Regions from separate parts of the Homo sapiens genome. Here all the other regions are linked to region 2. The links are chromatin contacts, found by Hi-C or POLR2A ChIA-PET in ENCODE. All regions are on one chromosome and are shown on one strand. The core of a region is the stretch at or near the end of the contact, and the rest is flanking DNA. Distances in the headings are between cores, read along the strand shown. Region 1 has its middle 48 kb from the start of UGT2B10. Region 2 has its middle 63 kb from the start of UGT2B15. Region 3 has its middle 45 kb from the start of UGT2A3. Region 4 holds the start of UGT2B17 (UDP glucuronosyltransferase family 2 member B17).

The links. Hi-C counts contacts between places; a loop is a spot of excess contacts on that map. ChIA-PET counts read pairs that join two places held with the same protein, here RNA polymerase II (POLR2A). Pooled maps may share reads with other maps.
Region 1: a map of Caco-2 shows a loop between it and region 2 (10-fold over the local background). The contact joins two enhancer-like sites. A Hi-C loop is called at or near these places in 4 of 168 maps with a recorded cell type or tissue (Caco-2, Calu3, HepG2 and 1 more) and 2 of 50 pooled maps. POLR2A ChIA-PET finds 5 or more read pairs at or near these places in 3 of 52 experiments (Caco-2, HepG2 and PC-3).
Region 3: a map of Caco-2 shows a loop between it and region 2 (6-fold over the local background). The contact joins two enhancer-like sites. A Hi-C loop is called at or near these places in 3 of 168 maps with a recorded cell type or tissue (Caco-2, Calu3 and PC-3), 3 of 37 single-sample maps with no recorded cell type and 3 of 50 pooled maps. POLR2A ChIA-PET finds 5 or more read pairs at or near these places in 2 of 52 experiments (CD4-positive, alpha-beta T cell and Caco-2).
Region 4: a map with no recorded cell type shows a loop between it and region 2 (9-fold over the local background). The contact joins the promoter of UGT2B17 here to the enhancer-like site in region 2. A Hi-C loop is called at or near these places in 25 of 37 single-sample maps with no recorded cell type and 4 of 50 pooled maps.

What each region holds. Positions count from the first base shown.
Region 1 is chr4:68,862,831-68,866,061 of GRCh38, forward strand. It overlaps the pseudogene LOC101930041. Among named protein-coding and RNA genes, the nearest start is that of UGT2B10, 48 kb to the left of the region's middle. Within about 2 kb of position 1,786, at least 6 of the 41 ENCODE cell types and tissues checked have a DNase peak (open chromatin) inside an H3K27ac peak, as active enhancers do.
Region 2 is chr4:68,731,969-68,734,944 of GRCh38, forward strand. No RefSeq gene overlaps it. Among named protein-coding and RNA genes, the nearest start is that of UGT2B15, 63 kb to the left of the region's middle. Within about 2 kb of position 1,348, at least 3 of the 41 ENCODE cell types and tissues checked have a DNase peak (open chromatin) inside an H3K27ac peak, as active enhancers do.
Region 3 is chr4:68,905,195-68,908,204 of GRCh38, forward strand. It overlaps the pseudogene LOC101930041. Among named protein-coding and RNA genes, the nearest start is that of UGT2A3, 45 kb to the right of the region's middle. RefSeq lists enhancers at 442-1,333, 1,334-2,224. Within about 2 kb of position 1,362, at least 7 of the 41 ENCODE cell types and tissues checked have a DNase peak (open chromatin) inside an H3K27ac peak, as active enhancers do.
Region 4 is chr4:68,574,848-68,577,849 of GRCh38, forward strand. It overlaps UGT2B17 (UDP glucuronosyltransferase family 2 member B17), which reads right to left and starts at 1,475. Exons shown (of 7, transcript NM_001077.4): 1 at 1,104-1,475.

The sequences.
Region 1 (3,231 bases), core at 536-3,035, 130 kb after region 2:
TCTCACCTTAGCCCCTTTACACCTTTTGTCTCCTCTCTCCCTTTTCAGAGCATTCTGTCTTGCAATAAAATGAGGCTTGCTTCTATCTCTTTTTGAGGCTTCCCCTTAAATGATACTTGTTAGAGAGGCTTTTCCTGGCCACACTATATAGTACCTGTAGAATTTTCTCCAGTGTTTCATGCTTATTTTGCTATTTAATTTCTAGAACTTTAAAATATTTTATATATCTTCTAAAATAAAATCTTAAGTATGAGATACATAAGATAAATATACACACACTAGTGAGTAACTCAAAATTTTAAGATTATGTTAAATATTATCCTGAAATAAAGACACCTACTTCTTAGGTTCTGGGTTATTAAAACCTGCCTAGAGGAACTCTCTCCTTTTGGACCATTTTAGTCACTGTTTTCATTCTCAATTTAAGTATTAACCTGAATTCTAATTTAATAAATTAACATTACTTGTTTATATAATTGAATTATATAATATATACTTGTGTCTTTTTTTGTATAGCAGTTATTGGTTAATTACATTGCTGTATAGTATTCTGTTGATTGACAAATACCACAGAGTATTTCTTTATTTTATAACTGATGGACACCTGGGTTGTTTACATTTTTGGACATTATTAGTTATTCTGGTATAAATATATTTATCTATATGTATGTCATTAGTTTTACATATTAATTTCTGTTAGATATATAATTGGGAGAAGAGTTGCTGAGATAAATGTGCATGTATAATTACAATATTTTGTTGACTGAATTTTTTAAAAATGTATTTTTAATTTCCAAAGTTTAGAGAATTTTTTAGTTATCATTCTTTGTATGATTTCTAATTTATTTCTAGTATAGCTAGACCACATACTTTTTATGATTTTGAATCTCAACAAACTAATTGAGTTTTGAGTTTTTGCCCAGCATATGATCAGTTCAGGTCACTATTTCCTATACTTTTAAAAAATGTTTATTTCCAGTATACACACATGCACACACACACTATATGTATATGTCTACACATAGAATATAGAATATTTGAAAATATTTGAAAGTATAGAATATTTGAAAATCATTCCAGTGAGTAGTGATCACAGAGAAAGGTCAGGGCAGGACATTACAGAAGAAAGTTAGTTTGAAACAGGGGAACTTAGTTTTAAATAAACAATTATGAGTTTGAATGATAATTTATTGGCAAATAATTCTTCACTCAAGTTTTAAAAGACAGTCACAAGATCAAGCCTTTCTTTAGCAAGAAATTCTTGCATCTCAACATAGAGTGGTATGTAAAGGTAAGAGTTTAAAAGCAGGGAAAATGATAAAATTGTATATTAGTTACTGAGACATGCCAACCTAATGGAATGAAACACAAATTGTTAATAGTAACTGCAAGAAATTAATTTAAAATTTGTATTTACTGATAATATCTGAGGTAGGAAAAAATGTACAGGAGAAAAGACATGGTTGTGGTTTCTGTCTTAATAAGCAGAAGGCTGATAATGACATTAGGTAAAATGAGTTTTAAAAAGCTCATCTAGCAAACGCATAAAGAGCTGATCACTCGGTGTTTTGAGCCCTCATGGAGGTGATAGATGTCTGGAGAGAGAAACTAATGAGAGAAGAAAGAATAAGTAACCAGTTAGGCAGATAGTTAGGACAGGTTCTTGGTAGAAGTCCTCCCCAAAAAATGACAATGTGGAAGAAATCAAGCTGCAAGCACAGATAAGGAAGCAAAGTCCAAAGCCCTTGTCTTCTGTGCAACCAGTGAGCTCCGCCTACACACGGTGGCCTTTGGTGAGCACATTCCTTTTCTTTCTGGACACACTCAGGTAAAGGAACTTGCACAGGGTGCTTGCCTAAGACAGACCTGTAGCTGTATAGATAAGGAAACTTACACAGAACCAGACACGTCTGCAGTGACACATACGCAATAAGCAAAATAAAACAATATGCAGTAACTCAGGCTAAGGACCTGCATGCACACTAGAGAGAAGAGGTGGAGCTAACAAGAATTTGTATGTATGCAAATAAGACATCCAGTCCTAACCTGTTTTTCGTGCCTTATGTGAATGAAACACTCTGCCCTATTAGCTTTTTTTTTTTTTTTTTTTTTTTTTTTTTATAAAAGTCTTTGGATTCAACTGTGAAATGAATGACAACCCTCTCAAGAACTCCTGGTAATACCTCAAACAACAAGACTGCTCCAGTGACCCTAGGCTGCTTCGGTGTAAAAAGTAAAGTAGAGATTCCTCTTCAAAGACTTCCCCTCCATCTAATTAAGAATAAGTAGTAACTTCTCTTACAAGCAAAATTTATTCAAAGACCTGTGCTAACATTCTTAAATATCTGCTAACCATAATAAAGAAATCAATGTATTTTATGTTCTCAGCTCCCACAATTTAGTGTAAATATTTGCCCTGGCATGCTTACACTGGTCTAAGCAAGCATTAGGTCATAGCCTGTTCCTCTTCCTTATTTGAAGGTGTTTTTACCTTTCTCAGTATACCACAAGTTACTTCTGCCTTCCTTTGTTCTCCTCTGCCTTTGCCTCTTTTAAAAAGTTCTAAGTTGCTAGCCAATCAGGACAAATACACAATGTGATGTCCTGTTCCTTCCAATAGAAACCCCGGACACAGCAGTAAGCTTGACATGTCAAGTTATAAATGACCGTCTCCTTTATTTGGTGTACTCTCATGGCAAAACTGCTGATGTGTGCACCCTTTCTGCATAAAGTAAAAAAAAAAATTGGCCTCGCTGAAGAAATTAAATTTATGTTCCAGTGCTATTTCTTTACGGCACTGAAGAACAAGGATTTTAAAGATTCACTAACACATGTAACAAGGCAGAAACAACTCAACGTTAAAACATGTGGAGTCTCACTTACAATCAGCACACATTGATGCACCACACAAAAAAGCCTAGGCTACAGCTCGGTTCCTCCTTTTAAGAAAAGAAGTGTGAAAGAATTTAAGAATGAGGAAAGACAATGAGAAAAACTGCTTTGGAACAATTTTTTGGTTTCATGGGTCTTCCATTTGAAAGCATTTGTGTAAAATGGAGAAGTGTGAGGGCATTCCACGTCTAATGGTTTAGGAACACCCCCTAGTGCTGTGTTGCCATGGAGCTTTCAGAAGATGTGGTTGTTTAAAAGTGCGTAGCAGCTTCCCCCACCTTCCTCCTGCTCCAATCAGGTAGGTCATGTTGACTTCCCTTCACTTTCTCATAATTATAA
Region 2 (2,976 bases), core at 98-2,597:
CTGTCTCAAAAAAAAAAAAAAAAGAAAAGAAAGAAAAGGAGGCTTAATTAGACTTAAAGTTCCTCATGGCTGGGGAGGCCTCAGAATCAGAGCAGGAGGTGAATGGCACTTCTTACATGGTAGCAGCAACAGAAAATGTGGAAGATGCAAAAGTGGAAACCCCAGATAAAACCATCAGATCTCATGAGACTCATTCACTATAATGAGAACAGTATGGAAGAAACAGTCCCCGTGATTCAAATTAACTCCCATAGGGTCCCTCACACAACACATGGAAATTATGGGAGTACAATTCAAGATGATATTTGGGTGGGGACACAGAGCCAAACCATATCAATACTCATCAGTGATACTGGCTTGTAGTTTTATTGTTTTGTTATGCCCATGCTTTGTTTTTGTGTAAGAGTAACATTATCCTCATAGAATGAGTTTGAATTATTCCCTTTTTTTTTTATTTCTCTTTTTCTTTTCTTTTTTTTTTTTGAAAAGGTTGAGTCAGATTGGTATCAAGCTGTTACATGTTGGGTATAATTCAAAAGTGGGATCATAAGTTTCTGAACCTTTTTATTTTGATGAAAGACATTTTATTACTTCAATAACAGCTTCAATCCCTTGCCCATTATTATTTGTTTGATGTTTTCAACCGCTTTATAGTTCAATCTTAGTAAGTTTTGAGTCCAGAAATTCATATATTTCTTCTAGGTTTACTATTAATTTATCATAACAATTCTAATAGTTTTGTATTATTTTGGTCTCAGTTTTTATGTCTCTTCTTTTTCCATTTCTGATGGTTTTTATTTGCATCTTGTCTATGTTTTTCTTGCTTAACTTAGCTAAAGGTTTGTTAACATCATTGATCTTTGAAACAAGTCAGGGTCACTGGTCTGGTTGTCTAAGGTGTTATCAGAGCTTGTGATCTCAGGACCAAAAAAATTAAGAAGCGTGGTTACAAAGGGTGAGGTTGGAGCAAAAATTTAATAACAAAAAAACAAAGCTCTCGGCAGTGGAGAGGGTTCCCTGATGGTTGCTGTGTTACGGTTGTATTCAAAAGCTCTTATGAGGAACTGCTTTCATCTCTGTAACTGAGTAACTTTTCTTATCTATAAAACTGCCTGCATAGTTTCATCTCTGTAACTGAGTAACTTTTCTTATCTATAAAACCGCCTGCATATCTCCCAGTTATTCTCTGTCATTGTGGATATGTCTCCAGGAAAGCACAAAGTGCTGTTTCTTGCGTTTGTATAATGATGGGTTTGTTTTAGGTACACCCCCCTCCTCTCTTTGCAAATTCCCATGGAGCCCACTGTGTACATGTCTGAAAAGGGGAGGACACTTTTTCCTGGGAGCTTACTAATCATACAAAGAGCAAAGGGTTTCTATGCTGGACATTGCATGCCTTGCCTGCTTATCTGTGGCTTATCTGTGCAGGTGCACTGTAGCTGTGATTTTTTTTTTAGGCAGGCAGCTTCTGCAGTCTGAGTTTTTCCCCAAGCTGCTCTATTTTTCCTGTAGTTGTGAGTTTTCAGGAAGGCAGCATTTTTGAGGACCAGCCTTAATTGTTTACTTAACTGATTTTCTCTTTTCTTCTCCATCATCTTCACAAAAAAACAACTTTTTGTTTCATAGATCTTTTGTATTGTGTTTATTTTAGCCTCAAATTTATTTAACTGTGTTCTGGTCTTTATAATTTCTTTCTTTCTATTAGCTTTGGGTTTGGTTTGTTCCTGCTTTTTTAGTTCTTTGATGTATAGGATTAGGTTATTTGAAGTCTTTCAACTTTTTTGATACAGATGTTTGTTACAAGAAACTTTCTTCTTACAGTTTTTTTGGCCATCTTCCATAGATGTTGGTATGCTGTACTTCCATTTTCATTTGTCTCACAAAATTTTTAAATTTTCTTCTTAATAACTTCATTGACATGTTTGTCATTTAGCAGTATGTTTAATTTCCATGTGTTCATGTCTGTTTTCCAGATTCTTCTTTTAATTTATTTTTTGTTTTATTTCATTGTGGTCAGAAAATATACTTCATATGATACTTGTGTTTTTGAATTTGTACAGGCTTGTTTGGTAGCCTATCATAGAATTAAGGGAGACATTTTTTGTGCTAATAAAAAGAATGTCTATTCTACAGCAATTATGTGAAACTTTCTGTATATGTCAGTTAGGCCCTTCATATCTAGTGTGTACTTTAACTCTGATGTTTCTGTGTTGATTTTCTTCCTGGATAATCTTTCCATTACAGAGAATGGGGTGTTAAAGTCTCCTACTATTGCTGTGTTGCATGCTAGTTTTGCCTTTAGGTCTGTTAATGTTTGCTTTACATGCTTGAGAGCTCAGGTTTTGGTAAGTATAATGACTAAATCTTGCTAAACTGACCCCTTCATTATCATGTAGTTACTGTCTTTGTTTTTTGTTTTTTTTTTCCCGTCTGATTTGTAATCTGTTTATAACTACACCTGTACTTTTCTGGTTTCTAGTTGCATGGAATATATTTTGCCATCCCTTCACTTTCAGTCTATGTATGGCTTTATAAGTGAAGTGGGTTTCTTTAAGGCAGCATGATTCTTTATTCAGCCATTCTATGTCTTTTAACTGAGAACTGAGACAATTTACATCCATTTTTATTATTGACAAGTAAGGCTTACTAGAGCCATTTTGTTGATTGTTTACTGTTTGTTTTTAGACTCCTCTCTTCCTTCCTTCCTGTCTTTCTTCATAATTAGGTGATTGTCTCTGGTAGTATATTTCAAGTTGCTGCTTTTTAAGTACATCAATGATAGATTTCTTAACTGTGGTTACCAGTAGACTTACAGAAAACCATTTTAGAGATATGGCATGTTATTTTAAAGAGATCACAACTTAGATTGCAAATAAAATTATAAAATAAATAAGGGCAAAAGTCACAGAAAATGTATATACTTTAACTCAATCACCTACCCATTTTGACTCATAGTTATCTTGATTTACATATTTG
Region 3 (3,010 bases), core at 112-2,611, 170 kb after region 2:
TTGGTCTGAATGCCCTGACTGTCCTCCTTGTTATTATTCTCTGGACACTCATCCTTCCAGTGTCCTTTTCTTTTGCACCGCTCACACTGATCTCTTTCCAGCCTCGGCTGGCCCTCAAATCCCTGTCCAGACTGGCCTCTTCCATGCCCATGTCCATACCCACATCCATGAGGGATGCTGCCAGCAAATCAGCCTTTTTCTCAAGCCTTCTATTAGCCTCCCTCTTTGCCTCCTGATCTTGGTTAATGTACACCTTCGTGGCCACTTCAATAAGCTGAGTAGCATTCATCCCTTTAAAACCTTCCATTTTCTGCAATTTTCACTGGATATCCCCCTGGGCCTGCTCTACAAATGCCATGTTCATCATGCACTGGCCTCACCAAGTCTTTTATAAAAATGGCTGGGGCTTTCATCTGCACCCTGATGCCCCTCTGAGATTTTTCCTATATTGATTGCCTGTCTCCCGCCTTCCCTTAAATTTTGCAGGAGTGCCTCTTGGTATCTTGGCAGCTGCTATAGTTGGGCTGCCTCATTCCTTTGGGTTCTAGTGGGGGTCCTCTAGTTTCCAGGAGAGGCATTTGCATAGCCCTAACACAACCTGACTGGAGGTGGCTTGCCTGTTTTTCCTAGCATTTCACCTTAACTTCCTGGAGTGAGGGCTCAGATTTTTCCCTCTCAAGAGAGACTGGGGGCATGTATCCATTTGAGCTTGACTCCTCAGAGGCAGTTAACCTGGGGAAAGCGGGGGTAGATTGGAACATATGGAGGAGGGGTCTCTTTTCCCTCCAGTGGTTCTTGAAAAACTGGTTTTTCCTGTGGCTTTCTTTTTGTCTCTGTTTGCTCACGCTACAAGCTCCTGTGACTTTCCCTTTAACTCTGTTTACAGGCGAAGCTTTCACTTTGTCTTTGTAGCTGGCAGCACAATTGATTTCTCTTGGCTTGAGCTGTGAGCATTCTTCAATAAGCTGCTAAACAGGGCTGCATTCAGCCATGAGTTAATATAAGGAAATTTGGTCTGAATTATCTGACTGTCCTCCAACTCAGGTCACCACCTTAAACACACGGCCAATTTTCTCCCTATCTGTAGCACATTTGGCAGGCCAGCCAACACCAAAAAAGGGCTATTCTAATTCACAGAGAGCTCTCAGCATCTGAGGGGTTAACTTGACTCCCTCAACCCCTGCAAAGCCTTTCTTAAAGTTCTTTAACATACATTCCAATGGGGTGGGTTTCCACGATTTTCCTCCCATTTCCTCCCAGTTATGATGCAGCACATTCACCTTTCCTTTTGTTTTAGACCGATTGGACCCGGTTGGTCCTACATTTTGCTCGGAGCGTACAGCCTACACTAAGAGATCAGCAGCTCCACACATGTCATTCCCGTTGGTTCCTCCCAGAACTGTCTCTTTCACACGCACTCACACACTTCCCCGCTCCCAGTTCCCTATCCTGGTTGGGGCAGTGAACCGCTCTCACTGCATCCAGTTTCCTTCTGAACTAACTTAGCGAGCCACTCTCGCGTCCTGTGTTGGTTGGGGTGTGAGTTTCATCCAAATTTGTGAGCCACTCTCACCGTCCCCCAGCCTCTCTGTGTTGGATTAGTTGTCACTCCCTGGGAGGTGATCAGGCTCCCCTTCTGTCCTTATGGGATAGGTCCTGCCTTGGGCCCCAAAACTTTACCATGGTTCTGAAGAAAGGGCGCCATTCCTGGAACCGTCCTGCAACCCCTCCGGGTTCCCTTGTGCTGTCAGGGGAGGGGCACCGGGGACGCGGGAGAACAGCTCCTTTCTCTGGGCTTAAGTTCCCTTGATGGGTCCTGAAGTTAAGGGTCTCCCACAGCCGAGGCCCCAGACCGCCCACAGGCAAAGAAGCCAGCCAAGCTGCAGTCTCTCAGTCCCATGTGGGTCACCAGGTGTGTAGCGGATCAGGAGGACCCGAGAGAGACCTTGGGGTATATAGAGGAGGATATCTTTATTGAGTACACTCAGACCCAACGGACTTACCATCCAAAGATGGGGCCCCCAACAAAGACAGCACTTGACTTTTATACACACTTTAAAAAAGGGGTGGGCTAACTTGGTGCAGGCTTACGGTGGCACGAAAGCAGGGATACAGAAGGAGAACAATTAATAAAATTGTGACAGGTTCATAACCCAGGATTACACATGACTATTGCTATGCAACCTAGATGACTGTTATCTAGGTTTTGCTCAAAAGAGCCTTGCACTGGTTTATCTTATAACCTTCACTATGGTGCCCAGACAGCTGTAGTTCAGGCGTACTCAGACTTCTCAGGACCTTTGCTGTGCTTTTTAGATAAAGCAGAAATCTTGAGGTTACTAGTTACAGAGAACAAGAATCTGTAAAGTCATACCATAAAACAGAGGAAAATTTGTTTTTCTTCTCCCTATGTTGAAGGAGTGCTGAGAGAGTCACCAGACCACATTTCTTTGGTGTGTGTCCTGGCTTTTTAGATAGTATTAAGAATTTCCCTGGGTCTGGGCTGCACCCATTGCTGCCTCTGGGACTAGTTAGCCTAATACAGGAAAGCCTATTTCTCTTTTTAATTTTATTTTTCTTTCTTTCTTTAATTTCCTGCCTCAATCTCAGTAAATTAAATTATCCTAAATGTTAACTTTTCAGGGAGAAAATTTTCACCCTTTAACTCTTTATAGAATTTAAGACTCTTAGTTTTCCAACATTATGGCACTGTATTTAATATTTTGTGGGATCTGGGCAAGGGCTGATGCAATCACATCAGCCTTTTCTTCTGTAATGTTATCAACCATCGATCCCAGACAAAACACTGCAATGCTATTTTCTCCAGAGCTCTGGGAAAATGTCCATTTCCTATGAAGAAAGAATTTGCTCCATCACAAAAGAGCAATAACACAGCAAACACTATTGAAAAGAATGCTATGAGCAAATAAGGATGAGATATCAAATATTAGCTGGAATTGCTGGAGTAGAAGCTATGATAAAACATACATAATATGAAATTTTCCAACTT
Region 4 (3,002 bases), core at 225-2,724, 160 kb before region 2:
TATTACAAACATTTTTTTCTTCTCTTTAAACAACAAGTTAATTTATTTCAGGACAAGAATTTACCATATAACACTCTTTTTACATAAATTTTACCTCCTCCCCCCCCTTTTTTTTTTGAAGATAACCATTCCTTTTTTTTAAAAAGTGAACTTTCTTTATGTCTTTGGACTAGACTGTCTAAGGCCACAAGATTAGAAGTTACCATAATATGTGTTACACTGTCAACTTTTAGCAAACTTCGCTTTTGTTGAAAACCTTGTAAGTTTGAAATTTCAATTATCCTTTGCTATTAATAAGACCTTGTTTAGTCTAAATTTACTTAGAATTGGTATAGATGGCCTTTTTTTTTTTTTTCTCTGCTGGTCTTTCCTTGCCTCTGCCAGCTGCTTATGCTGCTGTTCTCTTAACTATTGTGAGGGGGGGTGGGGGGAAGGGGTCTAAAACCAGCTGTAACTGTCTATGTACAGAACCTGGTCTGGGTGCCTTGGCTTACAGGTTACCTTGTGCCATACCTTAGAAACTAAAAAGACCTATCTAGGCTTCCTTCTGATGGCTAACCTACCTCTAATGCTGGCCAATCTATTTCACACAAAGTTCTAAGTTTTCCTGGAGTCATAGTGACTCCATAGTCTCTATTAAATCCTTTCTTGAAATTCATTATCATAGTTCCCAGTGCAGTGGGCTTACTTTGTGCCTGATCTATGTTTTTTTGAGACAAAACACCATGCTCACAGCACACACACACCACAAAACAAAGAACGGGTAAAAGGGCACACACAAACATTTCAGTTTACACCAAACCAAAATCAAAACCAAAATCAGAGTATCCAGAAATCCAAGCCAGGTCAAAAACCAAAACCAAAGTATCCAGCAATTCAAGTCAAGTCAAAACCAGATCAAAAGTGCCAATACAGGCACACCGTGGGTGATCAGGCTATGCTACACTTCCATTCAGGTGGAGTGGGGCAAGTTCAAAAGACTAGTCCTACCAAGTCTAGCCAAGTCAAAACCAGAACAAAGGTGCCAACACAGGCACACCGTGGGTGACCAGGCCATGCTTCTACTCAGGTGGAGTGGGACAAGTTCAAAAGACTAGTCTTACCAAGTTCCAGATGTCCAGACTCCAAGTGCCAGTTCCTTCCCGGTGTTCAGCCACTGTGTTAATCCTCCACGGGGGCCTGCTACGTGTTGATCTGGTGAGGTGTTCCACTGGGGCAATTTCCTACCCAGGAGCGCTCTTTGGATCTCATCACTCAGGCTGCCCGGAGTACCCCACAGGGATGCTCCACAGGGCAGGCTTAAGCCACCTAAGGGGCTGCCTCAGCCTTCCGTCAGTCACCTTGCTTCTGGGTCAGGGAGCCAAGAAATGTAGCAGGACGAGCCACAGACAAAACCTCTCAGACATCGAGTTGTAGAAGGAAGGGCTTTATTCAGCTGGGAACATTGGCAAGATACTGCCTTAAAATCTGAGCTCCCCGAGTGCACAATTTCTGTCCTTTTTAAGGGCTCACTACACTAAAGATTTCACATGAAAGGGTCGTGATTGATTTGAGCAAGCAGTGGGTATGTGACAGGGGCTGCATGCACTGGTGGTCAGAGAGAAACAGAACAGGGCAGGGAGTTTCACAATGTTCTTCTATACATGTCTGGAATCTATGAATAACATTGGTTTCTAAGTTATGAGTTGAGTTTTAACTACTAAGTTTAGGCCAGGCAGGCCCAGGCATAGTTTCAGTCCTGGCGTTTGGGCTGCCTGTCTTTGGTTTTACTTCCTTGTTGTTTTTTCTTAAACATGTACTGAGTGAAAAACAATATAAAATAATATGAGAAGGTCTTTCTCTTCCTTCACATGCACATTGGTCACTGATCTCGCCTACTGTTAGGCTTCCCTGGGAGCCCAGTTAACAGGGGAAAATCTGCATGACCTCTCTTGGTTTCTCCTGTCCCAAAATCCAACACTGATCCAAGAAGGCTCCAGTATGTGCCAGGCACTCCCTGATCATCTGGTCTTAGGGGGACGCCTCTAAGCCATTTGATTCCGTTCCAGGAACCAAAAAGGCAGAGGTGATAATAGCTCCTTTTATTGTCTTCCTCCAGCTGTCCAGGACAGTCTTCTTTTTCCCTGTTCTCCAGAGCCTACCCTTTGATATGGAAAACTCCCCATCCTCCATTCCAAAAAACAGCCCTCCAGACTGCCTCATAAAAAATCTGCAAACCTTAGGCCTCAGGCAAGATACCCACCCTAAGCGCCTTGTCTTTTTTATACAATAAAACCTGGCCGCAGTATGAATTAGATAACGGGTCCAAATGGCCAGCAAATGAAACACTTGACTTTACAATTTTAACTGGTTAAAGCAATTATTGCCGATGACTGGAAAAATGGGGAGAAATTCCTTGTTCCAGGCCTTTTTGCACTCAGATCACAACCTGACTTCTGCAATTCTTGCTTACCTGTTCAAATCCTTCATTCTCACCGCCCTCATAACCTTTCTCCTCCTGACCCTACCTCTTTTTCCTTGTTGGATCCAGCAGACTGCTGTCCACCCCTCCCAGCCCCTACCCCCACGTCTCAACCATCTTCTATAACTCCCCAAGCTTTCTCATTGTCTTCGCAGTCACCATCTTCCCAGCCACCATCTTCCCAGCCGGCATCACCTCCAAAAGTACCCACTTCTTTTTCTACACCGTCCTCTCCTCAGGAAAACTCTAGCATTGCCTGTACTCAGTCTCCTTCCTCACTGCCCTCTCCTGAAGCCTGTAAACCCATCAAGCCACCTTACACCCCTATGTATCCTCCACTGCCTGTCAACTCAACCCGCCTTCCCCCTTCAAACCCTCAGCAGGAACCCCTTCTGGCTTCTTTCTTCTCTCCTGTCCATACCAGCTTGGGCACCATCTTTGGCCCACGCTGCACCCATACTTCAGTGCGGGTGCTAGAATGCCCCCTTCAGGAAGTAGCAGGAACTGAAGGTATTGTTAGAGTTCATGTTCCCTTCTCCTT